Regions from separate parts of the Homo sapiens genome. Here region 1 is linked to region 2. Evidence: chromatin loops called from intact Hi-C (ENCODE). Cell type or tissue: natural killer cell. All regions are shown on one strand. Links, peaks and the distances in the headings refer to the core of each region. The heading gives the core; the rest is flanking DNA.

The links. Peaks named below come from ENCODE experiments on the same cell type or tissue, not always from the same donor. Only the 100,000 strongest peaks of a DNase experiment are listed, where the experiment ranks them.
Region 1: it touches region 2 in a loop (6-fold over the local background); 3 of 110 quality-filtered maps call a loop at or near these places.

What each region holds. Positions count from the first base shown.
Region 1 is chr3:4,741,152-4,756,590 of GRCh38, reverse strand. The region is part of intron 44 of ITPR1 (inositol 1,4,5-trisphosphate receptor type 1); the gene reads right to left. It overlaps EGOT (eosinophil granule ontogeny transcript), which reads left to right and starts at 5,001. Exons shown (of 2, transcript NR_004428.1): 1 at 5,001-5,645; 2 at 6,581-7,399. RefSeq lists enhancers at 2,204-2,313, 6,879-6,948 and a silencer at 7,610-7,802. In natural killer cell, for the core only: no CTCF peak of the experiment used is centred there; DNase peaks (open chromatin) are centred at 5,430, 6,020 and 7,700; H3K4me3 peaks cover 400 bases; H3K27ac peaks cover 2,967 bases.
Region 2 is chr3:4,881,602-4,897,040 of GRCh38, reverse strand. It overlaps LOC124906209 (a long non-coding RNA gene), which reads left to right and starts at 9,422. Exons shown (of 5, transcript XR_007095795.1): 1 at 9,422-9,890; 2 at 11,253-11,318. It overlaps BHLHE40-AS1 (BHLHE40 antisense RNA 1), which reads left to right. Exons shown (of 3, transcript NR_125916.1): 3 at 1-232. In natural killer cell, for the core only: no CTCF peak of the experiment used is centred there; a DNase peak (open chromatin) is centred at 7,680; H3K27ac peaks cover 1,719 bases.

The sequences.
Region 1 (15,439 bases), core at 3,518-11,517, 140 kb after region 2:
GAAACCAAATACTGCACGTTCTGGCGTATAAGTGGGAGCTAGATGATGAGAACTCATGAACACAAAGAAGGAAACAATAGACACTGAGGTCTACTTGAGGGTGGAGGGTGGGAGGAGGGAGAGGAGCAGAAAAAATAACTATTGGGTACTGGGCTTAGTACCTGGGTGATGAAATAATCTGTACAACAAACCCCAGTGACATGAGTTTACCTGTATAACACACCTTCACATGTACCCTCAAACCTAAAGTAAAAGTTAAAAAAAAATTTGGCTGAAATTTCACTAGCTATAAAAGCCATTCAAATTTCTGCACGTGCAGAGATAAACATCGTTGCTTCCGCTTGTCAAAGTTTAATACACCCAAAGGCAGAATACAAGCTTGTGTCAGACCCTCCTCTCAAGTAATCCCCAGCCTTTCCACATAAAGCATTTCCCAACATTTTAAACCAGTCTCGACTTCAGCAAAAGTCTGACCTATGAAAAGGGCCTAATAGTGAGTACAATGGGCATTCAGAATTGGACCCTCCCTTGGCATAAATTATCACTCACCCTAACAAGAAACTTTTTTGCAAGGTCTGATGGCTTTCAACCAGCCAACATCTGCAGCTCTCAGTTTACCAGCCTCTCTCAGGATGTTTCCAGCTTTAATGAGTTCAGAAATAACATAGACTTCCAAGTAGAAAGGAAGCGATGAAGTGAAGCAAGTCTGTATTGGAGAGGTGTCAACATTTCAATTTCATTTGTCTGAAATAAGGTCCTCCCTCATCCACACTGTACAGTCACCTTTTAACAAGTGAGAGACAAACCAGTTTCAACTACCCTGCCAGGCAAGGGTGGGGCAGACGCCCTTCGCTATGCCTGACACCTGAGAGAAAAGGTGGAGGACAAAGAACCCTTCCTTCACTCTTATTAATCTGGTCACTGGGCTCTGGGGAACGGCCTAAGCTCCAGGGTCAAGGCCAAGGCAGGGGATCTTCATGATGATTTTCAAGGTGAATTCAGTCTTCTTCAAGCAGCAAAGTCCAACCTGTTCTATTAAAAACACTTTTCAGGGTCCAGTATGGTGGCTTACAGCTGTAATCACAGCACTTCCGGAGGCCAAGGTGGAAGGACTGCTTGAGCCCAGGATTTCAAGACCAGCCTGGGCAACATAGCAAGACCCCATGTCTAAAAAAAAAAAAAAAAATGTTTTTAATTGGGGGAAAAAACACCTTTCTTCTGAGACAGAAAGCTCAACAGCTCTCCTTTCCTGTCTCCCAGTGCCCACGGGAACTGGGACTTACTGGGAAAGCTCTGCCCTATCTGGTAAGCAGCGTGGTCCCCCTCCACCCTGTGTGGATCAGAACGCTAACAGTTTCACACATATTCAACAACAACTCAACCAACAAACAGTAATTCCTAAAAAAAAAAAAAAAAAAAAATTAAAGGTATTATCGTAGGAAGCCCCTGATGGTGTAGGCAGGCTACTGGCAACCACTGTTTCCAGCAATTTTCAACAGTAAAACCAGATTTCAGAGAAGCAGGTCAGCCACCACCCTGGAGGACCCTGTGGCTCTGACCCAGGAACAAGAAGTTAAGGAGACTCCAAATTTTCTCTGGGTTCAATAGTCAAACAGATGCCAAAGGCCAGTATCTTTTGTGGGGATACACGGCACAGCCGTCTGTCTCTTCCAGCCAAGTCATGAAGATTGGAAAGCCTCCAGACAAAACAAAGATGACCAGTGGAGTGTCAAATCAACGATACCCTTGAAAACAGATGTAAAATAGATGCAACATCAAAATTTGCCTGAAGTGGAAGGGGACTGTGGTAGGAAGCTCCTTGGTAATCCTCCAAGAGGGCAAGAAGGTGTTCTGGTGGCTCTTCAAGCCAATATGAGGCTTATTAAAAAGGTACTCTAAAGCAAAGGAGAGTTTGGTTAGATCTCAGGAAGGACTTTTGTCCAAGGAATCAGAGGGCTTTAAAATCTCAGTCCATAAAGAAGGAATGAACAATGTGAACTGCATGTCTGGGCTGCAGGAGACACATGCTAGCCTCTGAGGGTGGCTTCCAGGGCTGGTTCTATGATTCAATGACAAGTATCCTCTGGTGGCTCTTGTGAAACTCTCAGGTCCTGTCTCAGCTCACCCACATGATCACTGTGGGAACTGTGGCCAGGAGGACATGAAGACTTTCTCATCAGACCTCCACCTTGTCTCATGAACCCTGAAAAGACAGATGCAAGAGGTGCTTGGAAAATTCTATCATCAAGTCCTCTTCCCGGGAGGAGGGTCCAGTGCTGAGGACCTGGCAGTGACTTGGGTGCTGTTCCTCCATGGGGGTGGCAATCTGCATCGTGGAGAGCGAGGGCTGAAGCAGGAGTTGCAGGGTCAGGGGAGTCGATCTCTGGAAACAACTCCCCAGGTCTTATTTCCATTCTGTGTACCTGAGGGACAATGAATCAACACCAACCAACATTTCCTGTCCTCAATGCTCCGAGGTTCCCAGGGAATTCAACTTGAAATTTATACAGATGCCAAGAATAATCCTTGCCACCCCCCCCCCATTTTCTGTGTTTGTGCAGTCACACGGCTCAGTGAAAGCGATCTCTATCCTGCATCTTTAGCAAGGTAGAAACATACGCATAGGGGTGACTTAGGAACTGGGTGGGTTTGGACAGCTCATTTATTAACTTCCATCCTCAGTTCCCTCATCTGCAATGGAGAAAGAGGAGGAGAACCACTTGAGATTCTATTGCAAGGAGTGCAGGAGAGAAAACAGGTGAGAGCCCGCACAGTACCGGCAGGGTGTCTACACCAGCCACGTTCCCTTCGCTGCTCTCCACACAAACTGTGACAAGGACACTTGGCCATAGAAGCCGAAAAAAATAAATCCACTCAGGCCGGATGGAGGCAAGGACACTGGCTTAGGTGGCAAAGCATCAAGCAAAGCAAGTGCCTCCTTGATGAAGACTGCAGTCACCCCCAGTCAACCCTAGTCCTTCCCAACTCAACTGACTCTCGGGTACAGCCGAGTCTGGTCCCCAGCAGAATGCTCTGGGACTCTTCATGTCTCCCCACCCTGCATCCCCATCTTGCTGTGTGCTGGCCCACCAGGTAACTTCCACACGGCCACAGAGAGCATCCCTGGCAGCTGACAGTAAGATGTACAGATGGCCAAGCGGTTAGAGCAGGGCAGGGTGAAATCACACAGCACTCATCTGGGTAAAGCTGCTTTGTATATTAGGGCTTTGGCGGCGGCAGCGCATATCCAAGCAGGGGACAGGCCCAAGCCAACTTGGTGCCCTTTAGAAGCACCGACTAGGGATCGGCGGGAACCACAGAGATCACCTCATCCAGCCCCGACTTGATGACAAGCCCATCACCCTGGTGGAGCAGATACTTTCCGCAGCTCTGCCCCTGACCGACCACCATGGGGTAGACCGCGTTAGCTTCCTTCACTCAGCTCCTCCAACATCCCAAGCACAAGCCAACCCTCTTCTGAAATACTCTTGCCCTCTGCTACTCTTCACACAGCTCCTTCTCTTCGCATCTGTTGGGTCTCAGCTTGAACGGTATCTCCCCAGAGAAGCCCTCCCTGGCCACGCTTCGTGGCGCCTGTTTGCTTCCCCATCACACTTCTCTGAAGCTCTGATTTAGCTGATGATGAGCTGATTTCCTAGCTCTGTCTCCCACAAGACTGTAAGCTCCTGGAGGGCAGGGGCTATGTTGGTCTCATCCCTGACTGTATTGACGCCAATGTGTATAGCACCTGACACCCAGGGAGTGCTCAGTAAGTAAACATCTGCTATATTAAGCCGGCTGTGGTGACACAAGCCAGTAGTTCTAGCTACTCCGGAGGCTGAGACAGAAAGATCTCTTCAGCCCAGGAGTTCAAGGCCAGCTTGGTCAACACAGTAAGGCCTCTTCTCTCTTTTTAAAAAATTTACTATATTAATGAATGAACAATAATCCTGAAGGAGGTGCAATTCCGAAACACTCAAGCCAAGCTTTGCATCCATGGCAGCTGAAGTATAACTTTATGGCCAGAAGAAGCCTGCATGTGAAAGCTCAAAGTCCTGCTAAGTGGGAATATGCAGCACACCGCAGACCAGCCAAAGGCAGCTGATGTGGTGTTGTCACCTCTACGGGCTTATCCGGTTTTTGCACGTAACTCTGTGATGGGCTCAGCCTGGCTGAGGATCCTTAATCCATCGAGTTAACTGTTAACTACCCCGGCCCCAGTGACACAGCAGCTTGCATGATTAACTACAGCCCGGGAGGGATGATCATTTGTGCACCTTCCGTCTCCAAACCTGGCTCCCTCCCCAGACTTGATAGCTACAAGCTCTGGGCTCAACAGTTTGTGGGTTTGTGTTGCAAGGAGGCTAATAAAAACATATTTCTCAAATACCATATGGTGAGGGCAACTGCAACACATCCTCCTCGAAGAGCAATAAAATATATATATTTTTAAAGTCCTGAATTCCAGGGGAAAAACGAGGCTTGAAGACTTCAGAGGGTTTACAGGACTATCCCCTTCAGTGTCAGAGCCATCTTGATCAAAAGTCTAAAACCCAGGAATAGGAAATTGGTAGAAACTTTGAGAGAGCCTCTGACAGTTTCAAAGAGGAACTCAGAGGACCTCAGGAAATGTGAGCGGGCATAGATTTCTCCGTGAAAAGGAGGGTCAAGGCAGAAGAACCAGAGGCAACTGTGAACATCAAGTCAGTTCTCAGGGAAGCAGGGGATCCAAGTGTGTACATGAGGCGCCTTCACTGTCCCTGCATCAGGAATCTAGCTGTTGGCACCTTATAATGAGAAAACAGTCTCAACCATGAAGTTAACTCTGCTGGAAGATTTCCAAAGGGAAAGTCCCTCCCGTTACTCAGAGGGGAAAAAAAAATTACCTACTTGGTCTGGAATCCGGGGATATTTTATGCAGATGTCTCTAACAGAAGTTAATAAAGGGAAGTCAGCTTGCCTCTGATTATTCAAACAGGCTACTGCTATTAAGGATTGCACAACTTCTGGGCAAGGCAGAGGTGGGTTTGGCTTTTTAAAAATTTTTTCAGCCTGTCCTCATGGAACTACATATTCTTTTCTAAGAACTTTTCATCCTAACCTCCCTACTCACATCTTCTAAGTGTCTCTGCTCTGGTGGGAATGTGATGGACAACACAGAGCCATCTCAGAAGCCTCTGTGGCCACCACCAGGCCGGCCAGGGTGCAGGGGGCCACTCCCTGGGCAGCCATAGGGTTCTCAGCAAGGTGCATTCGTCGTCCCTGCTGAGAATCTGATGGGGCAGCATTTTTTTTTTTAATTAAATGCAAGCTGAGTCATTTCAACCTGCAACCTTCAGGTAACAGGAGTTACCCAAGCTCCAGGAATTATGATTGTGGGGTAAACCCATTCTCTTGTTTTCTTGCGGTTCTATTTTATAACGCACTAGAGGAGACAGAGACGTCATTGCTTCACCCAGGGCAAGAGGACAAAGGAGGATGCATGGAAATACAAACAGCCCTTCTCCTCCAGGCCATACCGACTGTCCAACTAGCAACAGACTTCACCTGGTTTTGGAGCAATCTGAATTTGGAATATGCCAGAGAAAACTTCTATCAGGCAAGATGGAAGACTCCTAGGATAGGTCTCTCTCATGGAGGGATTGGTAATAAAAAAATCATGGGAAAAGAAATAAGGGAGGGTGGAAAAAACACACCTTAGAAAACAACTTCTGATGTCCCGGGGCTACACAATGGGGGAGCTGAGCACTTAGGAAGGAGAGGGAAAATATTCTGTTTCCGGAGACAGCTCCAAGAATCATGAGTAGGTGTGAGAAACAAGGAAGCTTACAGATTTAAAAAAAAAAAGAAAGAAAGAAAGGAAGGGGGCAAAAGGAAGGAGTCAGGGAAGGGGGGAGTGAGATCTTTGAGAGACAGGGGAATTAAAAAACACCATAGCAACAACGCAGTCCACCTACCCTGGCCGCCCACCCACAGCCAGATTCTTTACTGACGCATTTGAGAACAAGCTGGTTCCTACCAGCTCAGGAAGGTGAGCAAACCCAGAGAGCTCATTAAATCCCTTCTCAGCGACTCTTGTCTGCCTGCAGATAGTGAGCAAGGAGGATATAAATAGAAGTTATATAACATCTCTTTGTTGATTCCTGTGCTTACCAAAAAAAAATGCAGCATGACCTTGTTTTTCTTTAGAGTTTGCCTCGGCCTGCTGGTTGAGGACTTTAATCCAGATAGGAATCATCTTGAAGTTTAAACAGCAGGATATAGATTTCCAAGTTAAGGGTGCTCTGCATGGCCATCCAAGTTAGGAACCCACAGGGTCAAGTCCTCCTCCGCGGATTAAAAAAAAAAAAATCCACCAGCTCTAAAACAACAACAGCAGGTATGGAATCTTGTGGCTTCCTCTTAGAACATCTCCTGAGGTAAATTAAGGAGTAAATTTGATACCCAAGAGCAAAGCATCATTAAAATGGCATCTTGGGTTTTCTAAAGGAGGTTCGAGCACCACAGGTATATTCAAAGGTAACTGGTGGTTTCCACATACCCTCCAGGCCTAAGCAGTTGTCTTTTTGTTCCTTAACAGGCACGATGGTAAGAGTCCAGTGGATGGAAAAGGCCTCCTCCTTAAAGATGGTGATGGAAACGAGCACTGCACAGGGAAACACAAATCAGGTCCCCTGAAATCCAGCCCAACCTGGCCAGACCCTCCAGTGCCCATCAGGGCTTATGAACAGGGTGCTTCAGTGTCTTTGTTAGGGGTGGTTAAAAAGGAGCACGTGCTTATAGGGGATGCTGCTGAGCTCCATGATTTTGACTTCCTGTCTAACCTGTTGATGCTACAAAACTCTTTTAAAAACAGTTACCATGGGAACTTTTCCCTAGCAAGCATTCTTCAAGAAACGTTACAGGTGCTGGTGAATTCAATGCCCTTGGTGTCAATAAGCTTTTGCTGAGTCTTAGAATGTGTGGCTTGAACTGAGAGGACTTTCAAACAGATAATGCGAAGTTTCCAATGCAAATGTCTTCGGGGTTAAGTGTCAGTGAAGTGCAGTGGAAGGTAGGGGGATAAAATGATCTCAGTGTATATGGAGGCCCCACTTAAGCATTCAAAAAATTCTATATACAGTGTTTTCAATGTATTATGTATCAGCAAAACAAAATACCCCATAGGGCTATAATCAGCTCAGGGGGTCACCTCAGCAAGAGATGCTCTGGCTATCACTCCTACTACGGGATTTCCTCTCTCATCAGAACCAGTAGGTGGTCAAAACCACAATAATGCATAAATGAAGGCAGGGAATTGGGTATCCAATGTGAGCAACTGAAAAGGTGCCATGTATTAGCTATTTGCCATTATGGTTCTGCAAGTGCTCAGATGACTCATAAAATGACCAGAACAAAAGTTTGTTCTTTTGTTTTTACTTTGAGAAGATAAAGAATCACGAATTAGTATTCAAGGTTACCTAATACTAACCCTTGTCTACCACGTGACCTTGCATTACAGGGAGCTGTTGTTGGGACAGGACAAGAGTCCACATCCCCTGCCCAGTGCCTGGTTCTGGGTCATGTCACCGAAGCGCATCAGCCCATCTGTCAGCCAAACCCCACTAGCCTTGTGCCTTCTCTTCTAAATCCCCGCGGAGGAAAACAACTTCTGCCTTCTACAGTACGAACAGCGAGGGTCTGCTGGGAACCAATACAACTTCGCGTCCCAGTGCAGCAATGTTGCCAGGTAACAAATGTAGAAACATACTCCAAAAACTGTATGTGACAATATACAACCTCCGCTCTGCAGCTGATAACCGAGGGAGTGTTAAAACACCGCGTTCTCTTAACACTTGGGTTTTTGGTGTGAAAGTAAAATTAAACGGGATACTTCCTCTTGTAAATATAAGACAGGCATACAACTCACACACGTATCCACTAATCGGAAATAGTAGAGGGGTTTGCAATAGCTATCTGCAGTGCATCCCAGCCTTCACTCTTACCCTCAAGATGAATTCCAGAAAACCTACAGAAACGATAACTGAGGAAGAGCCTTTCTTCTGTCGGGGACAAGCTCTCCTCTAACAATTGTGAGGAAGCTACCCACAAGAAAGACACCAGCAGAAATTAAGGAAAAGCTCATGCATTGTTATTAAAAAAAAATGTGCTTCCATTCCACTCCATTTTAAAGGTCTACCTTTAAAACTCATTGGCTAACCAAGCAGTGACTACTTGCTTCTCAGATCAAATAACCAGTGCAGCCTGTTCCCACCCCAAACGAAAACAAGATAGACACTGCTCTCTAGTAGGCAGAGCTCCAAAGTGGGTACAGGGCACTGAATAGCTCCCTCACATTGTACTCATGTAACTTAAAGGCTGGCTAGCATGGGAGAAAGCTGAGAGACTTCTGAGGGCCTTGTGTTCAAATCCCAGCTCTGCCAACTGGGTGACTTTGGGTAAGACACATGGCTTTTTTCAGACTCAGTTTCCTCATCTGCAATTGGGACTATTCCATGTAGCCCAGATAGAGTACCTACTGGCTCCACGCACAGTGCTGGGCACTTTATAAAATGAGAAGACCTTCCTCCCTTTCCCTTCGCCCAAACATGAATATTCTTCAACCAGTAAAGACTCAGATGTGGGGAGTATCTGGTGCATTTAGCTTCTCTGAGCAAAACGGGCAAAAGCTGAGATCTAATAACCATCACATGATGCCAAAGAACATATGCTTCTTTAGACGCAAGCGAAAAACAAAAATCGCTATTAATCCAACTTTTCATAACGGCCCTAATTAGATGAGCTGCTGTCAATCTCTTCCACAGTGAGGAAGTTCTGTAGGACAGTCTTCCTGTCATTAACTTTCCTAAGACCTGGGAACCTGGAACTTGCTGGAAGTACATGTATGTAGCACACATAATTGTCATTTGGCAAATGAGATGCCCAGTCTGAAAGGAAAAGTCTTTCATGATTTCCTCCTCCAGAATTCATGGGCAGACCTTATAAACAAAGCAAATACACTGACCACTCGAGCTGCCTTCTGATTATCAGGAGGGCACAGTGTCTCCCACAAAGACTCCACTACCAAAGAAAACAAAATGTGGAGGCACAACTTCCAATCTGCCTGGCAAACAGACGCAAAGTCCTTGAAGCGGCCATGTCTGTGCCTGGAAAATTGGTGGAGTAAGGAGGCGGCATGGTAGAGAGGTTACAAACTCACGTTCTGGCAGAAAACAAACCCTGGAACAACTACCAGCTGGCTCTGTGACTCTGAGCATATAACCTGACCTCTCGGATCCTCTATTTCCTCATTAGCAGAAAGGGATCAAAACAGTACCTACTACATAGGCGCCCCAGGAAGATGGATGAGACCATGCAGTGAGGGCGCCTGGCTAGCCCGTGGTACATGAGCACTTGTTACCACTACTGTCCATCATTATTACAAAGAAGAAGAAAAGAGGACTGCTGCCATCATAAGGCTATTTCTCCAAGTTGACATGTATTTCCCATGGGCTCAGATCAATTCCCTCCCACACCTAAAGAAGGTCCCCTTTAAAATGGCAATAATCATCAACAACACAAGTTCACATTTCACATCCTCATGTTTCTATTCAAAAATGGTAAGAAGGCTAAAGTAACACGGTGGCCACACTGGGTCAGAACTTCTATCTCTACATTTACAGTCTGAGTGCTGGGGAGTCAGATGGAGACTTGACCCCGGAAGAAAGTGCACCCTTGGGCGAGTTAGTGGGTGAGGGAAGATAAACAACCAAAAAGTAAGCAGAGTTGCTTTGGATGAGCTGTTACGATGTGTTAAAAGCTCCATGCTGAGCTGAGTGCCTTCCACATATTATCTCAGTGAATTCCCAGAATAGTTTATACAGTAGGAGTATCCACACTGATTCATCATGTACACACTGAGGACCTTTCATCCAGCACGTGTGGAGGCTCCTCGAGGGGACTCGGAGTGAAGACAGACTTGGTCTCTGCCCCCTCGGGTCTTACAGTCAAGCTCCAGTTGAAGTGTGGTCATTACTACAGTAAATGAAGCACAACCCATTATCTCTGCCTCAGGGGATCAAGAGGAAGTTTCTAGAGTAGGAGACATTTCAATCAGGGCTTGGGGAGCCTGCCAAAGGGAATGAGGGCACGTCCCACATGAAGCAAAGGCATCTGAGTTCATGGCCCCGCTGGGGATTGGCAGGCATGAGTTGCAGCTGCAGGACAATAAGCGTAGGGGAGTGAGTGGAGAAACCCAGGTGGGGCCAGACCACGTGAGGCACTGATGGGTTCCATCAGGGTGGCCATGGGCTCCATACTCCACAGAAGGCTGTTCAGATGGGGAAGCAGGTAGTGAGGGTTCCATTTGGGGGGCATCACTGACAACCGCGTGGAAGAGAGAAATGCCCAGAGGCAGGAGGCCACTAAAAGGCTATCTCAGTTATCCAGGCAAAAAGGCTGACAGGTGCAGATCTCAGCAGCCCTATGCTGGCAGGCGGTCGAGCCTGGTGGTCAAGAATATGAATCCTGAAGTAACAGTGCCTAGTTTCAAACCGCTGCTCCTCCATTCCCAGCTGGGCCACTCTGAATTCACAGTGCCAACTATCTGGCTCATTATAAGTCCTAACAATGGTTAAACTCCCAGGAGGTAGAGTGGGCACAGATTAGTTCCTGGAGAAAAGCAAGAGAAAAAGAAGTCTGATGACTGCAAAGCTTCTAGCTTGGGTATCCTTGGCTGGTGGTGAGTCCACTGAGAAAGCTATGGAACACGAGAGGGCAAATAGAATGGAGGAAGGGAGATGACAGTGTCATGGGGTCCTGCTAACTTATAGCTAACACAAGTGGAGATGCCCATCAGGGATTTGAGCAGAAATCTAGAAATCGGCAGAGAGGTGGGACCGAGAGCTGTATCTTTGGGAGGTGTTGGCATAAATGGCTGCTGGAGGCCTGGGCAGTAGATGAGATTACCCAAGGGGATCGGTAGAAAAAGAAGGCAAACAGGCTGGAGATGGGGCCTCAAAACATTTCAGATGTTTTAAGGTCAACCGTATATGCCCTGAGAAGTCCCTGTGTTTACCACTAGGAAAACGTTTGTAGGAGGCACAGAAATAGCACAGCATTAAGCCATAAGGGAGTGACTAACCTGAAACCATGATGCTTTGGGGTAGGACGGTCAGAGGGGGCTCACAGATCCAAAGTCTGTAATCGCAGGTGTCTGGACTCTCAGGCTACATATACAATTTCCTAAGGAATGTCCTGCTTTGTCTGCGTCCCGAATCTGTGTTGAAAGATAGTAAACTGGGGTGATGGAGTACATCCTGGCAGAGGCTATGTGGGGAGAGCAGAGATGACTCTAGGGAAGAAAACGTCTTTTAAAAAACAACCCTGTCTGCTCCCACCAAAAGGAAGAAAGAAAAGAAAGAAAAAAATGAAGGAAAAGGGGAAAGGAAGGGAAGGAAAGAAGGGAGGGAGGAAGAGAGGGAGGGAGGGAAGGAGGGAAAGAAAAAAAAAAGACAGTGAGAAAGAGAGAGAAAGAAAGAAAACACAGAAAGAGAAAGGAAAAGAAAGAGATAAAGAAGAAAAGAAAGGGAAGGAGGAAGGAAGGAAAGAGAAGGAGAGAAGGAGGGAAAGAGGGGAACGAAGGAAGGAAGGAGGGAGGGAGGGAAGGAAGGAAGGAAGGAAGGAAGGAAGGAAGGAAGGAAGGAAGGAAGGAGGGAGGGAGACAGAGAGGGAGGAAGGGAGGGAGGGAGGCCCCAGCCTGTTTCCCTGAATTCCCATTTATTAGCTGAGTAAGTGGCCAACATATCTTGGGACTTAGGATATTGCTCATCTGGTGAATATTTACTTAAAAATTGCCATACCAGGGGATGAGGAGCACAGAACAAAGGGGAAATACTGTGGTTCTTTCCCTTAGGCAGTTTAACATCTACATAGTAAAGATTAAACAAACCCTAGGGTCAGCAAACATTTTTCCAAAGGGCCAAATGGTAAACATTTCACACGCTGAGGGTCATTGCAGCTATCTGTCACAACTACTCAACTCTGCCCCTGAAGCAGGAAAGCAGTTAGGACAATCCCAAAGGAAAAACTGCAGCTATGCACCAATAAAACTTTATCTACAAACACAGGCAGCTGTCTGGATTTTTCCCGTGGGCTACCATTTACTAATCCCTGAACCTCCAGAGGAAGACTGACCAATCCTCTGCCTGGCAGTTCCCAAGAGGCATCTCACACTCGGAAGTCACTAAAGAAAGTTAGGAAGAGCACAGACCTCTTGCTAGACCAGAAGGAAGAGAAAGAAATAAGGAATATCTGGACCTGTTGAGGATTCAGTGGGATAAAATGAATTGATGCCTCACTTTACAAAAATTTCCAGGTCTTCTCTGTCATTTTTCTCTGCACTTTTAGTAAAATTTTGGAGACTGTGGAAAACCTGAGGTTCTCTCTGAAGACATCTCCTCTTAGAAACAAATTCCTAGCCAGCGTGGTGGCTCACGCCTGTAATCCCAGCACTTTGGGAGGCTGAGGCGGGCGGATCACTTGACGTCTGGAGCTCAAGACCAGCCTGGCCAACATGTAGAAACCCCGTCTCTACTAAAAATACAAAAAATTAGCTGGGCGTGGGGGTGGGCACCTGTAGTCCCAGCTACTCAGGAGGCTGAGACAGGAGAATTGCTTGAACCCATGAGGCGGAGGTTGCAGTGAGCTGAGATCGCGCCACTGCACTCCAGCTTGGGTGACATAGTGAGACTCCGTCTCAAACAAACAAACAAACAGACAAACGAACAAGAAACAAATTCCTGCTTCTAGGTTTCGCAGAAAGGAAGGAGATTAACATTCTGCTTCCAAAGTTCTTCCCCTCCCCCTTCCCCCTCAACAACTGTAGTCCTCTCATGGAAGGCCAGACAAGCAGATGTATGTAACTGTCCACTTCTGCCCATATTGTTGGCTCTGCTACTCAGGAAATAAGAAAAATCACGCTGGGTCTCCAGCTCCTCTGGAAGCATGAACCAGGATGCACATTCTCCCCTGGGACCACCTCAAAGGGATTGTGCCTCTTATCACCAACCTGGAGGGACTCACAGATGAATGATGCTGACAAGTCTTGCAGTAATTTCTTGCCCCGAACTGGGAAACTGAATGCCAGTAGGTGCATGCATTACCTACTGTCTGCCGTCACTCAGAGAGCTGCGCTAAGGATGACCAGGGCAGAGTTGTGGGAACTGCCATCTTCTTCTGCAGGAGGGCTCACTCAAGTCTGATATGCCTAAGAATGTAACGACTTTTGAATTTTGAGCTTCCTCCTTAAGACCTGGATTTAGACCAATAATCCTCAAGGACTCCTGTTCAATAACAGTCCAGTTTCCTGGGAATGGTGAAGAAGGGTGTGAGGTGTTCAGGTCAAAGGCAGATAAAGTAGGAGGAAAGGAAGAGAAGGAGGGAAAGAAAGGAAAGGAAAAAAGGACAGACAAGACAATGGCCTGGGCCAGGGAGCACTTCAAACCACAAAGAAGTGACTAGATTGCTGTTTTTCTTTCTGCTTCATCCCAGAATGTCTCTCATTACTATTAGTGGCAAAAACCGCAATTACTTTTGCACCAACCTAAATAACCTGTACTCAAGGCAATGAAATTTCCCAATGTCCTGGAGTTCTAAAATCATTTTTAATATACAGTCAGAAGGACTTGGGTCAATTGAGTGTGAAAATAACATAAGACAGAGCGTCCCCCAGGCCTGCTGGATGATAAACCACTATGCAAAAATAGAAAATATCAGAAGTAGGATTTTAGACAGAAAACACATTTCACAAAATACAGCATGTATTTAAAATAAATAAAAATATTATTAATTAGAACCGAGCATGGTGGTCCGCACCTATAGTCCCAGCTACTCAGGAGGCTGAGGGAGGAGGAATGCTTGAGCCCAGGAGTTCAAGTCTAGCCTCAGCAACATAGCAAGACCCTATCTCTTAAAAATATATATGAACAAATAAAAATAAGAACCACATCATCTTGAGATCTTTGTATTGGCCAGATGCCACGTGAGGTGCTTTCTATAAATAGTCTGTGAAAACATCTCAGGAGTTCTCTGAGGTGGGAACCGTCACCATCCTATTCTCCAAGTCAGGAACCAGTGGGATGAGTGAGGTGGACTTCGCCAGGAGTCCTGAGGTGGGCATATAGGAGGCAGGGCTTGAGCCCAGGCTGTACCCACACCACAGAATCAGCAGCCCTGGCAGCAGCTCCACTTGTCTACCGGACCACACACTTTACCCTCATGTTCTTCGTAACTCCATAAGGAAGGGACTAGGCTTTTCCAACCCTCATTTTGCAGATGAGGAAACTGAGTTTCAAAGTGGCCCTGACAAACCCCAAGGTCACTGAAGGCTGGCAGGGGCAGAGCTGGAATTCCAGCACAAATATTGTGGTCTGGAGGCCCGCAGTTGATAGGCTCTCTCCTTCCAGGGGGTCCTCCCTGAGTCCCTAACCTTTACGCCACCATTTCTCAAAGGAGCCAAGCTGGTCCTTGAGCCAACCTGGGGTGGCTTTGCTGACCCCTCACAGCTTCCGCAGAAGGGCAGTGTCTCTGGGGACGCCTGCTGGGGACAAGTCACTGCCTCCCTCTTTCTTTAATGCCAACAGCTCTCGAACCCCCACGTGCAGGAGGAGAGCTGCCCTGACTCCACTGCTGGCTTCACTCCTTTCCCACATGGATAAAACCTGAGGTTAGAAAACACCGCTCAGAAGTGACTCATTCCTGACTTCCCTGCCAAAAACAACACCCATTTACGTAACTTGCTCACACACCAATCTTTTCCTCCTCCTCAGGGTGACTGCCCTGTCAAACCAAGGCTGATCTTCCTCACAAACTGGCCTTCCATTTCCAGCAGAGGCAAATCAAATTGCCCTTTCCGCCCTCATCTCTTTGCTAACTGGGGTCAGAGATAGCCCAACCAACGTGTCCCTCCCACACTGTGTTGGTGACTTCCGGAAGGGATGTGAGATTTCCTATCTAACACTTGTTCTTGGGCTGATTTCTTAAGCCAACCTCAAAAAAAAAAAAAGAGTGTGGTGTAGGAAAGGCCTCATGAACCAGGGATCACTCTCTCTGCTGAATTTGCAGGCCAGTTTCCTGACGGAGCACTTCTCACATTTTCCATCTCTAGCTGCTTACGTGCAGAAAAGAAAACCCTTTTCGGGTGTGTCTGTAGACTAGACTTTGGCATAGGAATAGACGTGGGCAGCCATTTGATACATGAAATTCCCAGTGCTTCTGAAACCAGAAGCAATTAGTCCAAAAAAATGTTTAACTATCTATCCCCATAATGTGCTAGGAGGTTCTCTATGGTCATGTCAGCATATATATCCCAAAACATCTGTATTGGCTTAAAAAAAACAAAAATAAAAAACGAGGTATGTCCAAAGATAGCCTGTCCTCCTCTTCATTCCAGGTAAGGACA
Region 2 (15,439 bases), core at 3,514-11,513:
GAAGTTCATAAACAGACAAAATTAGTCAGTGGAGATTATTCTCATAGAAGTCTGAAGGGTAGTTGTCTTTAGGGAGGGGGATATAGTGACTGAGGTGGGTATAAGGGGTTTCTGGGGTTTGGTGATGGTACACCAGCATATTCACTCTGAAAACTCATTGAGCTGTGCAATAATGATTTTTCAAACTTTTATATGTGTATGATAATGCTTCAATAAAGCTTTGCTTAAAAACACGCATAGTCATTGCTATGGTGTGAATGTTTGTGTGCCCCCGTTCACCAAATTCATAGGTTGAAATCCTAACCCCCAAGGTGATGATATTAGGAGTTGAGGTATTTGGTGATGATTAGATCATGAAGGTGGGGCTCTCATGAATGAGATTCATGCCCTTATGAAAGAGGCCAAGGGAGCTGGTTCACCCCCTTCTGCCACGTGAGGACACAGTGAAAAGATGGCCATCTATGAACCAGTAAATGGGTTCTCACCAGAGACAGAATCTGCCAGCACCTTGGTCTTGGACAGGTCAGCCTCCAGCAGAGTAAGAAAATTAAATTCTATTTATAAGCCACACAGTTTATGGTATTTTACTACAGCAGCCCAAATGGACTAAGAGAGTCATTATTATCAGGTATAGTTTAGTGTTACCACTTTTCATCAGAATGAAACTGATCAAATATTGTGTGAATGCTTTTGAGGTGCAAATGATAGGAGACCCAACTCAAAATGATCGAAGGGATTGGAAAACTTTTCCTTTAAAGGAATAAATAGTAAAGATTGTAGTTTCTGCAGGCCATGTGGCCTCTTGTCTTAACTACTCTGTGTTGTTGCATGAAAACACCCATAAACAATGGGTAAACAACTGAACATGCCAGGGTTCCAATAAAACTTTACCTGCAAAAACAAGTGGTGAGCAGGATTTGTAGTTTGCTGACCTCTAGTTTAAACAATCACTGAATTTACCATCATACTAGTAACAAGAAGTTCCAGGCAACGTAAGCTTCAGGGTTAGTTGATTCAGCAGCTTCACATCTCAATCCAGGAACTCAATTCATTCCATCTGCTTGCTCAGCTTTGTGCGGGCTGTGTTCCCAGTCTTGGTCTCTCCCGGTCATGAGATGACCACAGCCCCCCACACATCATGTCTTCACATAAGAGTGTCTAAAGGCCACAAATGTCTCTTTCCTGTGTCCCCTTTCTAGGAGCATGGAAAGCTTTCTTTCTTTCTTTCTTTCTTTCTTTCTTTCTTTCTTTCTTTCTTTCTTTCTTTCTTTCTTTCTTTCTTTCTTTTTTTTGAGACAGTCTTGTTCTGTCACCCAGGCTTGAGTGCAGTGGCGTGATTTTGGCTCACTACAACCTCCACCTTCTGGGTTCAAGCGATTCTCTTGCCTCAGCCTCCAAGTAAGTAGCTGGGATTACAGGCACCCGCCACCATGCTCGGTTAATTTTGTATTTTTGGTAGAGACAGGGTTTCACCATGTTGGTCAGGCTGGTCTCAAACTCCTGTCCTCAGGTGATTGGCCCATCTGCAGCCTCCCAAAGTGCTGGGGTTACAGGCCTGAGGCACCGCGTCTGGCAGGGAAAGCTTTTTTAGATGCCTCCTAAAAGATTTGATTCACTTCCTAAGACTGAGAAAGCAGGTGAGGTGTGTGTGTGAGTGGTTGTTTTTAGGCAGGCAACCCACATCGTGATCTGCATTCATTTCCTATTGCTATGTAACAAATTGCCACATAGCTCGCAGCTTAAAACAACATACAAACTACCTCCCAGTTTCTGTGGCTCATCCAAGCAACGCTTGAGGTCCTCCATGCAGGGTCTCACAAGGCCACAATCAAGGTGTCACGAGGCTTTTCTTCTGGGGCGTGGAATCCTCTTTCAAGCCTATGTAGTTGTTGGCAGAATCCAGTTCCTTGCAGCTGTGGGATGGAGGTCCCTGTTTTCCTGCTGGCTGTCAGCTGGGGGTCACTCTTGGCTCCTAGAAGCCACTCACAGTTCCGTGCCCACCACATGCCCCTCGCCATGAGACACCTCACTTCTTTAAGCTCAGCTGGAGAATGGCTCTATCCAATTTGCTAAGAGGGTCTCATATAATGTAATCTAATCAAAAGAGTGAAATGGATTATATTCACAGGTCCTGACTGCAGTCGAGGGAGGGGGATTAAACAGCACACAGGAGCACCCCCAAGAGACCCAACTCAAAATGGTTTAAGCCAGAGGCTGCAAACTTCCTACAAAGGGACAGATAGTACAGATTGCAGGTCTTTCAGGTCATCCAGCTTCTCCTCTCAACTACTCTGTGTTGTAGCACAAAAGCAGCCATAGATAATACATAAAAGCAAATGGACATGTCTGTGTTCTTTTTTAAAATTATTTTTATTTTTTGAGACGGAGTCTTGCTCTGTTGCCCAGGTTGGAATGCAATGGCACAATCTCAGCTCACTGCAACCTCTGTCTTCTGGGTTCAAGCGATTCTCCTGCCTCAGCCTCCTGAGTAGCTGGGACTACAGGTGCGGGCAACTACACCTGGCTAATTTTTGTATTTTTACTGGAGACAGGGTTTTGCCGTGTTGGCCAGGTTGGTCTTGAACTACTGTCCTCAAGGAATCTGCCCACCTCAGCCTCCCAAAGTGTTGGGATTACAGGCGTGAGCCACTGTGCACAGCAACATGGCCGTGTCCTAATAAAACTCAAGTGAACTTGGAGGCCATCCCAGAATTCTGCCTAATGATAGCTCTCACCTGAAAAATTAAATCAGATAATATAACAGTAGAACACTACACACTTAGAAGAGGAAATATGCTGTATTTGGCATATTCTTTGCTTGGAGGATAGACATTTAAAACACAGCTCCTTAAAACACAAAGTTTTTTTTTGTTTTAACTTTTATTTTAGGGGTACATGTGATGGTTTGTTACATAGGTAAACTCATATCACTGGGGTTTGTTGTACAGATTATTTCATCACCCAGGAATTAAGCCCAGTACCCAATAGCCATCTTTTCTAATCCTGTCCCTCCTTCCACCCTCCACCATCGAGTAGACCCCGGAGTCTGTTGTGTTCTGAAGACCCCAGTCCTTCTTTGTGTTCATAGGTTCTCATCATTTAGCTCTCACTTATAAATGAGAACATGTGGTATTTGGTTTTTTGTTTCTGCATTAGTTTGCTGAGGATAATAGCCTCCACCTCCATCCATGTTCCCCCAAAAGACATGGTCTCGTTCTTTTTTATGGCTGTGCCGTATTCTATAGTGTGTATGTACCACATTTCTTTATCCAATCTGTCACTGATGGGCATTTAAGTTGACTTTGCTATTGTGAATGTAAAAATGTTTTTGTTAGTGTGAAGAGTGCTGCAATGAACATTCATGTGCATGTGTCTTTGTGGTAGAATGATTTCTATTCCCCTGAGTATATACCCAGTAATGGGATTGCTGGGTTGAATGGCAGTTCTGCTTTTAGCTTTTTGAGGAATCGCCATCCTGCTTTCCACAATGGTTGAACTAATTTACACTCCCATGAACAGTGTATAAGCATTCCCTTTCCTCTGCAACCTCACCAGACTGTTGTTTTTTTACTTTTTAATAATTGCCATTCTGACTGGGTGTGAGATGGTATCTCATTGTAGTTTTGATTTGCATTTCTCTAATGATCAGTGATATTGAGCTTTTTTCATGTGCTTTTTGGCCACATGGATGTCTTCTTTTGAAAAGTGTCTGTTAATGTTCTTTGCCCACTTTTTAATGGGGCTCATAAACACAAAGTTAACCTGAAAGTCCTGAAGAATCAATTTTTTAGTTTTGCTCTTGTTGCCCAGGCTGGAGTGCAATGGCGCAGCCTCGGCTCACTGCCTCCTGGGTTCAAAGGATTCTCCTGCCTCAGCCTCCTGAGTGGCTGGTATCACAGGCACGCACCACGATGCCTGGCTAATTTTTTATTTTTAGTAGAGATGGGGTTTCACCATGTTGGTCAGGCTGGTCTTGAACCCCTGACCTCAGGCGATACACCCTCCTCGGTCTCCCAAAGTGCTGGGATTACAGGCATGAGCCATTGCGCCCAGCCTGGATTCTGGCTTTTACTCTATGCTTCAAAGCATACTCCAAGATTATATTTAAAGATTATCTAATGGCTTATTCTAGTGCTCTCATGATTTTATTTCCCTTTTGCTCTTTCTAAAAATGTTAATTCATCTGGAATTTATCATGGTGAAACATGTAAGGCTTGGATACAACTTTCTCATTTTTTTCCCCAGAGGGCTACTCAGTTGCTCTGACATTGTTTATTGAACAGACTATCCTTTTCCATTGGTAAGTGGTGGCATTTTATCATATACTAAATTTCTTTTTGTATTTGAGTCAATTTCTGGACTTTGCATTTATAATTCATCGAGTTGCCTTGTCTATTCATATACCATACCCTTTTACTTTTAGAGCTTTATACTATATTTTAATATCTGATACAACTAAAAAACCCTTGTTTTTTTATTTTCAGGATTTCTGAATATTCTTGCTTCTTTATTTTTCCATATTATAATGAGCTTGTATAGTTTTTAAAAGTCCTTTTTTAAAATTGAGCTTTTGCATTATAGATTGGGAATAATTGACATCTTTACATAGTTAAGTCTTTTTATCTAAAAATACATACATCCTTCCATTAGTTCAAGTTTTCTTCTGTGATCCTCAGTGGCATTTTAAAGTCTTTTCATATAGCTCTTGTTCACTTCTTAAGCTTAGGAATTTAGTCTTTTTGTTCTACTATAAATAGGGCCCTTCTATTTTTAACCCCATGTTGTTTCAACGATTCTTAAAAGCCAAAAAAAGCATTTATTCTATCTTAATAAATGAACTTTCGTAAACATATAAGTAGCAATAGGACTTGTAAGTTAGTTCTGTCCTAAATAGTTCACTGGTTGGAAGAAAACAAACAAAAACCTTTCCCAAATTCATGCAAGTAAAATGATATTAAGAATACATTAAAATGTCTCTTCTTAAGACCTTTTTTTTTTTTTTTTTTTTTTTTTGGTAGAGACAGGGTCTGGTCATGTTGCCCAGGCTGCTCTCAAACACCTGTCCTCAAGCAATTTCCCCACCTCATCCTCCCAACGTGCTGGGGCTACAGGTGTGAGCCACTGCACCTGGCCTTACAATTGGTTTTTGACTGACTTTTGAATCTTAAAATGGGATCCATGTAATTTTCTCATTCTTACAAGTCACTCACTCTTCACATTTTGCCTATTTTGGGTACACATATTATTTCTCAGGGTGTTCTATTAACTGTTAACCTCTCCCTAGGGGAAGGCTGGTAGCTCAGCTGGTCTGATTCTGTCTCACCAATATCTTAGGACACAAATGTTTCTAGGAAGTAGAGCTCCTAGATCAAGCAGAAGAGGCAGCTGATGCCTCCCTTTCTTCCACACTTGCAGGTTCCCATCATCATAACCTGGCAAAGCAGTCATAGCCTGGGAAAGCAGTACTTACGGAGGAAATTAAAGCTCTACCCAGAACTGAGAACATTTCCAAGGTCAGCTACAAAGAAGAAAGGTGGAAGCCCTTTTAGAAGACTCCCAGATTTGTAACCTGGGAGGATGCAGGATACAGGAGTGAGTTGTTCTGGGAGGGGAGCCTGGAGCTGGGAGAATACTGGTCTGTGTAGCCCTACGATGGAACAGCCTCATGGAATGGGAGTTTTCCGTCAGTGAGTGGCCATGTTGGAGGCTTGCGTCTCATTCTTGGACTCAAGTTGCTTGGCTCTGACTTTGGAAGAACAATTGATAGGGCGGGGAGGGACTAGAGGCTATAATCTCCTTTTCCTAACACCCCAAAGCCCCCTTACAGGCAAAAATTCTACCTGTAACATTTTCTTGGCTTAATTGGTAGTATCTATATTTATTGAAGAGCAATCAAGAGGCCTTCTGCATAACAATACAGTACTATTAATAATAAAAAGTAGAAAGGCCAATATATTTGTAGAACCAAGCCCTGTACTCATCCTTTACATAGATTCCCTTATATTTTTAATTTTTTATTTTTATTTTTTTCTTGAGACAGTCTCAGGCCGCCCAGGCTGGAGTGCAGTGGTACGACCTTGGCTCACTGCAGCCTGCACCTCCCGGGTTCAAGTGATTCTCCTGCCTCAGCTTCCTGATTAGCTGGGATTACAGGCGCCCACCACCACACCCAGCTAATTTTTGTATTTTTAGTAGAGACGGAGTTTCTCCATATTGGCTAGGCTGGTCTCAAACTCCTGACCTCAAATGATCTGCCCGCCTTGGCCTCCCAAAGTGCTGGAATTACAGGCGTGGGCCACCACACCCGGCCAGATTCCTTTATTTTAATCCTCACAGCAGCCCTATAAATTTAGTAGTACAATCATTTCAAATTGATAGATGAGGAAACGCAGGTTTAGGGAAATTAAATAACCCATTCATGGTCACATGGCAAAAGGCAGAGTCCGGATTTGAAAACAAGCACCTGACTTTGATGGTCATGCTTTTTACCACCGCCCTTATGAACATTCATGGTAAACGTAGATATTTTGAAATAAGGGTGAGGAAAGAGCTTAAAGTTGTTTTTATATATTAAATACTCTGTCCTATCGTTTTACATATTAATATATTTGGTTTAAAATGTATGTTTTACTTATACTGACAGAGCTCATGTCTATGAGACATATTGTAAACTCCATTCACAGGCATTTAATGCTTTTGCATTTAAGTGAGTGATGTACTCATATAGACATTGAAGTATAAGCAACCAATCAACTAGAATGTTTATTCTTCAGTGCTCCGAAGATTATTCTACTTGTGACTATAATTCTGTACTCAGTTTATAACATTCTTGCAGAGATGTCAGGATGTGTGTGTGCGTGTGTGTGTTTATTATGAATAATATGATTTCCTTGTGGCTGTGAATTTCATCCTCTCTGTGATTCCTGTGCCCTAACCATATTGCTAGGCAACACCAAGCAACACACATCCCACATTTTCCTAATTCCTTTTGATGTTTCACAAATGGACCTTTGCTTTTATCTGCAAGCAGAATAACACCAGTGGGTTTAGGATTTTGGCTTTTTAAATAATCAGGTGTCCGGTGAGATCAAAGCTAAGTGACCATAATTGTCAGAAACTGGCAGAAAAAAGGAAGAGCTGGCATGAAGCAAATGCACATATTTGTTTTAAGACTTTGGCTGATGATTCGTTAGTGAAGTCTAATGTGATTTCTACCATTCTGACTTTGTAGATGACATCAAGGACAGTGAGTAGGTTGGCTTCCTTCCAAGGACTTAAAGTCCTCCTAGGGCTTGGAGGGTAATTGCATATGAAATACTCTTTCTGATACTGGCAATGTTGCACACATATCATTTTCCAGATGAAAATCAGGTGCCCATCTCCTCTGTCAAAACAGAAACCAATATTTTCAGGTCAAGATCCAGAATCTGGCAGATGTAATGCACAGACATCACATCACAAGCTAAAGAGCATTTACAGTTGTCCTGCCTTCTATGTGTAGGGAAAGGTCAGAGAGAGGCCTCAGTGGGCATGGAGAATGCCAGAACTGGGCCTACAGTGGACAAGGGCTCAGCACTTCATCACCACAAAAAAAGATCATTTGGTTTTTCCCCATCCACTCAAGCCAAGCCACAGAGAACCACAGGAAGTAAGACTGACGAGTTTCCCCACTGCTAACTGACAGTATTTGAGAAGTTGTGCTGCCCAAGTTAGAAAGCCCCATGATGGCACTCTAAACTAACACTCAACCTGTGAAAGCAAATATGTTATAATACCTTACTTGCAGGCTTGGGGAAGAGAATATTTTTCCAGACGGGAGATGAAACGGAAATGGGGCCACTGGTAAGAAATGCACTTGTGGGAAAATATGATTGTATGAGTTATCTACGGCTGTGTGACAATCTCCTGCACCCCACCTCCCCCCAAAAAACCCTGTTATCAGTTTAAAACAATATTAAGCATTTACTACTTCACTCAGTTTCAATGGGCCAGAAATGGAGGAGTGATGCAGCTTGGTGGTTCTGTCTCAGGATCTCTTATGAGATTGCAGTCCAGATGTCAGCCCTGGCTGCAGTCAACTGAAGGCTTGCCTGGGACTGGAGGAGCCACTTTCAACAGGGTTTACTCACGTAACTGGCAAGTCAGTGCTGGTGATTGGCAGGAGGACTCAGTTGCTCACCATGTGGCCCCCGAGCATCCTCGTAACATGGCAGCTGGCTTCCCCAGAGCAGACAAGCCAAGAGAGAACAAGGCAGAAGCCACAATATCTTTGACAGCCTAGTGTTGGAAGCCACGCTCCATCATTCCCACAATATCCTATGGGTTCTACAGGTGAGCCCTACTCAGTGTGGGAGGAAACTACATAAAGGCATGAATACCAGGAAGGGAGAGTCGCCAAGGGCTCTTTTGAAGGCCAGCTGCAATAATGATGGAGACATTTCTGTGCATACGATACTGAGAAGCAATTCGTGTATTGGTTGGGTGATGGATGGCACTCTTGTCATGGGTCCCAATGCAAGCTGCAAGCCAGTGCCTGCATTGGAATCATCTGGGAGCACTTTTTAAAGCACTGGTTTCCCTGGACCCTTCCCTGGACATTCTGATTAAGTCAAGGATGATGCCCAGGTTTGGGAACTACTGGATTAGATGATCTCTAAGATCAAGTCCAACCTTAACAGTGTTCCTCAAACTTACCTGATCATAGGTATTACCCAGGGAATTTATTAAAAATACAGATTTTTTTAGGCCCCACTTCCAGCTTCATGAATCAGAACATCCAGGGATGGGTCTGAAAATCTGTGTATTTATTTATTTATTTACTTAAGAGACAGAGTCTTGCCAGGCTGGAGTACAGTGGCACCATCATACCTCACTGCAGCCTTGAATTCCTGGGCCCAGGCGATCCTCCCATCCTGTCTTCCTAAATAACTGGGATTACAGGCATGTGTCACCACACCTGGCTAATTTTTAAAATTTTGTTGTTGTTGAGATGGAATCTTGCTATGTTGCTCAAGCTGGTCTTGAATTCTTGGGCTCAAGTGATCCTCCCACTTTGGCCTCCCAAAGCACTGGGATTACAGGCATGAACCACTGTGCCCAGCCTGTGATTTTGTTTAATTTTTAAATTTTTTGACCAGGTCATACATTTAAAATGATGGGAAATTCCAAAAGGTATAAAAGAGTGTCATTATAAAGTCTCTATCCCAACTTTGTTCTCTCAGTATCCCAATTCACCTACCTGGAGGTGCTCAATGTTGTTGGTTTCTTGTGTATTCTTCCAGCAATATATGAATATATAAGATATATAAAGTAAATATATTTATTTTAAATGAGAGAGAGAGTGTGTTTGTGTGTGTATTTTTCTTTTTTTTTTTTTTTTAACTCAAGGCAAATCTAAAGGGTATGCAGTGAAAAACAAGTGTATTCCTGGTTCTGATCACCAGTTTTTTCCTTCAGATTCACTTTTACCAGTTTCCCGTGTGTCTCTTTAAGAGACAGGATGCTGTTAGTTTGTCAAGTGACTCAGGTGATTCTTATAATCTGGTGCTTGGGACACCCCAGTTCTGTAATGTAAGTTATAATAGAAGCTGAAACAGCTGGAAAACCTCACTTGGTTACACGAGTTGCATGAAATGCATTAGATTGTATCTGGATGTCTTAGTTACATTTGTTCGTGTAATCATTATTTACCAAATAATGATTATTTACCAGGCCAAGTCATTATTTGCCAGGCCAAGTCAACGATGAGCAATGGACCCAGCTCACGGGAGCTTGCAGTCTAACACAGGAAACAGCCACCTGCATCTGTAAAGGTGCGTGCAGGGCGCCGCAGAAGCTCCTTGGCATCAGAAGTGAGTGGAGGCTTCTGGAAGGAAGGGATTTCCACAGAGGTAAAAATGATGAGGAGGTGGGGCTCATTGGGCAAATGGAGAGGACGATATTCCTGGCAGAGAGAAAAGGACAAATACGAAGTTCCCAGGTTTTGATCTGGTACGCTGCTCTCAGGCAACCAAAAAGTAGAGCGTTTTGGTGTTTGTGCGCAGAAGAGGCTCAAGATAAAACGAGAGAGGTAAACTGAGGTCAAAATAAGATGGGGAAAAAACACGATGACTCTGAATGTCAGATATTAAGTTTGGGAATGATACGATCAGCACGGGGGAAGAATCGATGTGGGTGTAAAAAAAATGGACTAGAAGGGGGCTGGGCATGGTGGCTCATGCCTGTAGTTCCAGAACTCTGGAAGGCCAAGGTGGGAGGATCACTTGAGCTCAGGAGTTCAAAACCAGCCTGGGCAACATGGCAAGACCTCGTCTCTACTAAAAATACAAAAATTAGCCAGGCATTGTGGCGCACGCATGTAGTTCCAGCTACTCAGGAGGCGGGAGGATCGCTGGAGCCCTGGAGGCTGAGGCTGAAGTGACCAGTGTTTGCTGCACTGCACTCCAGGCTAGGCGACAGAGTGGGACCGTGTCTCAAAAAAAAAAAAATAAAAAAGACCAGAAAGGAGTGGTAACAACTTGGAGGTGGGAAGATAATTTAGGAAGTTGTTATCAAAATCCAAGAAAGAGACCAGAATGGGCTGCATTAGGTGGCCATTGTAGGGATGCACAAAACTGGAAACACTGACGTTATTAAAGAGGTAGATTCACCTGGACTTGGTGATTGATTGAAAAGGGCTGTAACTGGGACATTTCCAAATTTCCAGCATGGGCAACCACCTGTGTTTCAATAGGGAATACCTGTGGGAAAGTGCTTGGGGAGGAGGCACGAGGGAGGGTGAAGGGTAAGTCTAACATTCTGAGTTTGAGGAAGAGAGAATACGTGGGTAAATTAAAGTTTAGAGTCCAACAGAAAAATAAGAGCCTGTTTGTGACGGTCCATGGCAGGACAGGCATCTTCTAATTTCTCTTTAAACCTTATTTAGTTTGCATCTCTGCCCCCATCCCCACACTCTCTCGCCCACCATAAAGCAGGCTGGCACTGACAGTCCCTTCAACCTTCTCCACGGGTTGGAGTGGAAGGGGTGAACGAAGGTCCTGCCCTCCAAGCAGCTGCATTCACAAAATTCCGAAGCTGGCCAATAGTGTATTCCGTTCTGTAAAAAGATATGTTTTTTTTTTTCTGAGGCAGGGTCTCACTATATTGCCCAGGTTGCTCGAAAATAGTATTCCCAGGATGGTTATAAACAGTTTCATGTTTCCCAGAATCAAAACCCAGACTCTAAATTCACTTCCTTGATTGATTTATTCTAGGTACTGATGAGACCTCTTTAGTATGACACTGGCAACTGACGGCACTGCGGATATGTTTGGAATAAGGTAAGCCTGCAGCCACAGTTTTTATGCCTTTTGGAGTTTTGGCCAGAATGAACAGAGCTTAAGCAAATTAGATATTTGAAAATACCTTTGTTTTGTTCTGTGAGCAACCACCAGAGGCCTTTTAAATTGTGATGGTGACTAACAAAATAAGATCTTTGCTATTGTGCAGAGAAATCTGAAGAATTTTATCCATTCTTTCATTCTTGCTAAATGGTGCATTGTATGCTATCTGTGTGGTTTGGGTCTAGGACAGATTTCTCTCTGAACTTCACAGCATGGGTGGGAGAGAGTAATTTGGCCTTTCGTTTTCTCTGGCAGCCGGTGCCAGTCCATTTATATGGTATGTTCACAGGAGAGCTGACAAGTGTTGAGAGGTTTTATTTGATATGCGTTTTTTTTTTTTAAAGTAGAAAAAATTCCGTAAAAATAGGTGCTTGTTAGCTAGTTTTCCTAGTTAGTCTTCAGATCATAACCAAATGTTTCATTAAGGAGCTCCACCTCAAACAGACGAGCTACACTGAATTATCTGGGCTGTGTTTAATATTCACAGTGTAACCATTCATGGCAAGGGCAGTTTTTAATGATAGAAATGCAAACCCAACATTATTTTTCTGTGTAACTTGTAAAAGCCGTGCCTTCTAAAATGGAGCTGCTTATGCTAATTTGTTATAGTTAGTGAATTGCAGGCAGCTCTGTGAATTTACTTTTCTTGGCAGTTCTAGAATATCCTGCCATAACACATACTGAAAAACTGTTTGACGGGTTATGAAAATCTGGATGTACTAAAGGTACATCTTGTGCAAACCATAAAATAAATACATGATTACATTTTTAAAAATCTGTTATCAGGTTAAGGAAGTTGTCATTATAACAACCCAAGGAAAATTAAACAGTTTTGAATGGATGATACACTTTTTCCACTTGTACATACTGTAAATGCTTTTAGTATCCAACCCTCACACTATTTTGCTGGGCTTTATGAAAAGACTGCCTACTGGAGGTAAACTCTATTTCATATAGGTCATGTAGAACCTATCTTGGAAGTGGATAACACCTCATTGCAAAGGTTAATATTCTCAGTGAAGCATAAAAAATTGTCAGAATTATTTGACACAAAATATAATTTGAAATTTGTATTATTTTTAGTCAAGCCAGCAATGTTCTGTTACTTCAAGGATGTTGATTATGGGTCTGTCAATATTACTGTTGCCAGTGATGTGTGATTGCTTCATTCATGATAAATGAATTAAGTATGTAATTTGGTTCTATACTGTTTTAGCTGTATACCAAACCAACTCCTTTGAAACAGTCTCTAATCTCAAGGAGCTTGTAATTTTAATAGACGTTAAGATGTTAAGACAAAGGCAATTCATTTGTTCAACAAATATACTGCATACTGAGAATTTACTATGTACAAGACAATTCATTAGACTTCTTGGGGCATGGGGACTGTAACTACGGTGAATAGGAGAGATTTGGTTCCTATCCTTGAAGCTACCAGAAGACAAACATGAAAGAACAAATGATACAATTACTTAATAATTATGTGAAGTGTTCCAAAATACATCTACAGGGTGGGCTGAGGATGTATAATGAGTGAAGTGAAAGAGCAAACTTTTTAAAAGGGAACTCCTGAAGGTTAAATTGTGTTTGCGATTAACTGGAATAAAACCTTAATCGTGTCAAAGAAAAAAAGAGTTCTTGTTAAATACAAAGTAAAAGATCTCTAAAAGAAATATGGTGGTGTTTGGTGAGAATCTTATACAGTCAGGAAAATATCCTTGCATGCACTGAAGACATCTTACCACTTGAAGGAATGATTTTTCATCCTAGGATAAAAGTAGGATTTTATATTCCACTTTAAGAGGAAAAATAGATAAGAAATGCAGATGGCCAATTAACTTCTTTAGTAGAACTTCATGTACGTGATAAAGAATGAAACTTTAACAAAAAAAACTTTAACACGTTTATATGCTCATAAAAACTTCAAATTGATTAAAATTCTTCAGTGACAAGGTTAGGGTCCTTGATCAGTGAATGTTCTCACAGATTTCTAAGCAACATAGAAGGGTTATATTTGAAGTAGAAGTATAAAGAAGAATTATACAAAGAAAGCCAAAATTGAGTAAGAAGTGTCAAGAATATGATTAATTTTTGTAACCTACTCTTTCAATAATGAATTTCAACCAAACCTAATTAATCTTACATTTCTAGCACAACATATAATTTTAAAGAATGTGTCATTAAAGAGATACATAATCAGAAGTAAAGTAAATATCATCTAGGCTTAGATTAGGGAAAAATATTGGTTTTGATTTAATTTTTGAACAGGTAATATGCATATTATTGAAAATTTAAAAATTGTTTCACAACCCTGACCCCATCTACCTAGTTCCCAACCACCCTAGACACACACAGACAGCTGCACACCTGACGTTCTTTTCTTTTTTCTTTTTCTGTTCTTGAGGTAGGGTCTCACTCCATTGCCCAGGCTGGAGTGCAGCAGCACCATCACGGCTCACTGCAGCCTCAACCTCCCAGGCTCAAGTGATCCTTCCACCTCAGCCTACTGAGTAGTTGGAACTACAGGTGCACACCACCATGCCCAGCTAATTTTTATTTTAATTTTTTAAGGGATGGGGTGTTATTGTGTTGCCTAGGCTGGTCTCAAATTCCTGGGCTCAAACCATCCTCCCCCGGTTGGCCTCTCAAAGTGCTGGGATTATAGGTATGAGCCACCACACCTGGTCCTGATGTTATTATGTGTATATGTAAACATAGTTTGTTTAGCACATACCAACAAATCTTTTTTCCTAGGTAGTATTGGGTTGATACAAATCAGTGTAGTTTTTCTTGTCTCTTTTTACGCAAAAGGTAGCATACTGCAGACACTGTTGTGCCGTTGCTTCCCCACCACCCACTTAATTTTATTTATTTCTTGGAGATCTTTCTAAGTCAGTACATGGACCCTTTCCCTTTCTCCTTATTTATAGCTGTATAGTATTCCACTATATGGAGCTACCATAATTTATTTAACTAGTCTCCAGTTGACGAATATTTGTGTTGTTTCCAACAAACATTTCTGTAGTGAATAATCTTATGTAGGGTCATTTCACAAATATATCCGTGGAGGTAGAATTGCTAGCCAAAGGAATAATTAGTAATTTTGTAGATACTGCCAAAATGCCCTACACATAAAGTTTATAGTAACTTAATGCATTTAACAGTAATACATAACAATATTTTCCACTTGGTGTCATCAAACTTTTTTTGTGTGTGTGAACAAATGAAGAAAAATGGTATCTAATTTTTCCCATTGTTTTCCTCTTGTATGATTTTCTTTTGGGCTGTTTGTGTTTTTCTTCTCAACTTAAGCTCCTCTGTAGTAGGAAGATAAGACCTTTATTAGTATGAATTACAAATATTTTTATCTCATCTTATATAAAATGTAAAATTTTATTTTTAAAAATAAAATGTAAAATAAATTTTATTTTTAAAAATAAAATGTAAAATAAATTTTATTTTTATGTACCTGAATTTACCAGTATTTTCTCTTACGGCTTTTGGATTTGACTCATAGTTGAAAAGGTCTACCATATTCAAGGTCATTAAGAAAGTATCCTGTTTTTCTCCTAGATCTTGGGTAGCTTTTGGTGTTGACCTTTACATTTTTTATTCATTTGAAATTTGGCCTGGTGTAAGACAGGCTTTCCCCTAGAATGCTGCCCAGGTAGCTCAGTATCAAATATTGAACTATCCCTATTTTCATTCCACTCTGATTTATAATGCAATTTTTATCCCACATATATTTGGATCTATTTCTGAACTTTTTTTTTTTAACATACATATTTTTACACGTTCCAACTCTTAGAAATGTTCCATGCTGTTTCTGTTTTTAGGCTTTTAGGTACCTGCCGTGCTTAATTTTTTATTTTAAACATGGTTTTTCCTGTTAACAAAGTTTGCATTGGTTGCTTCCTTAAGCAACACCTTCAGAAATTTAAATGCGTTTGAAATGATGTGAAAATATTATTCATATCAGAGCTAATTCTGCAAAAGCTGAAATCTTGTGGAAAAAAAAAATCTATTTCAAGCGAAATCCCCTAAATCCCAGGGAACCT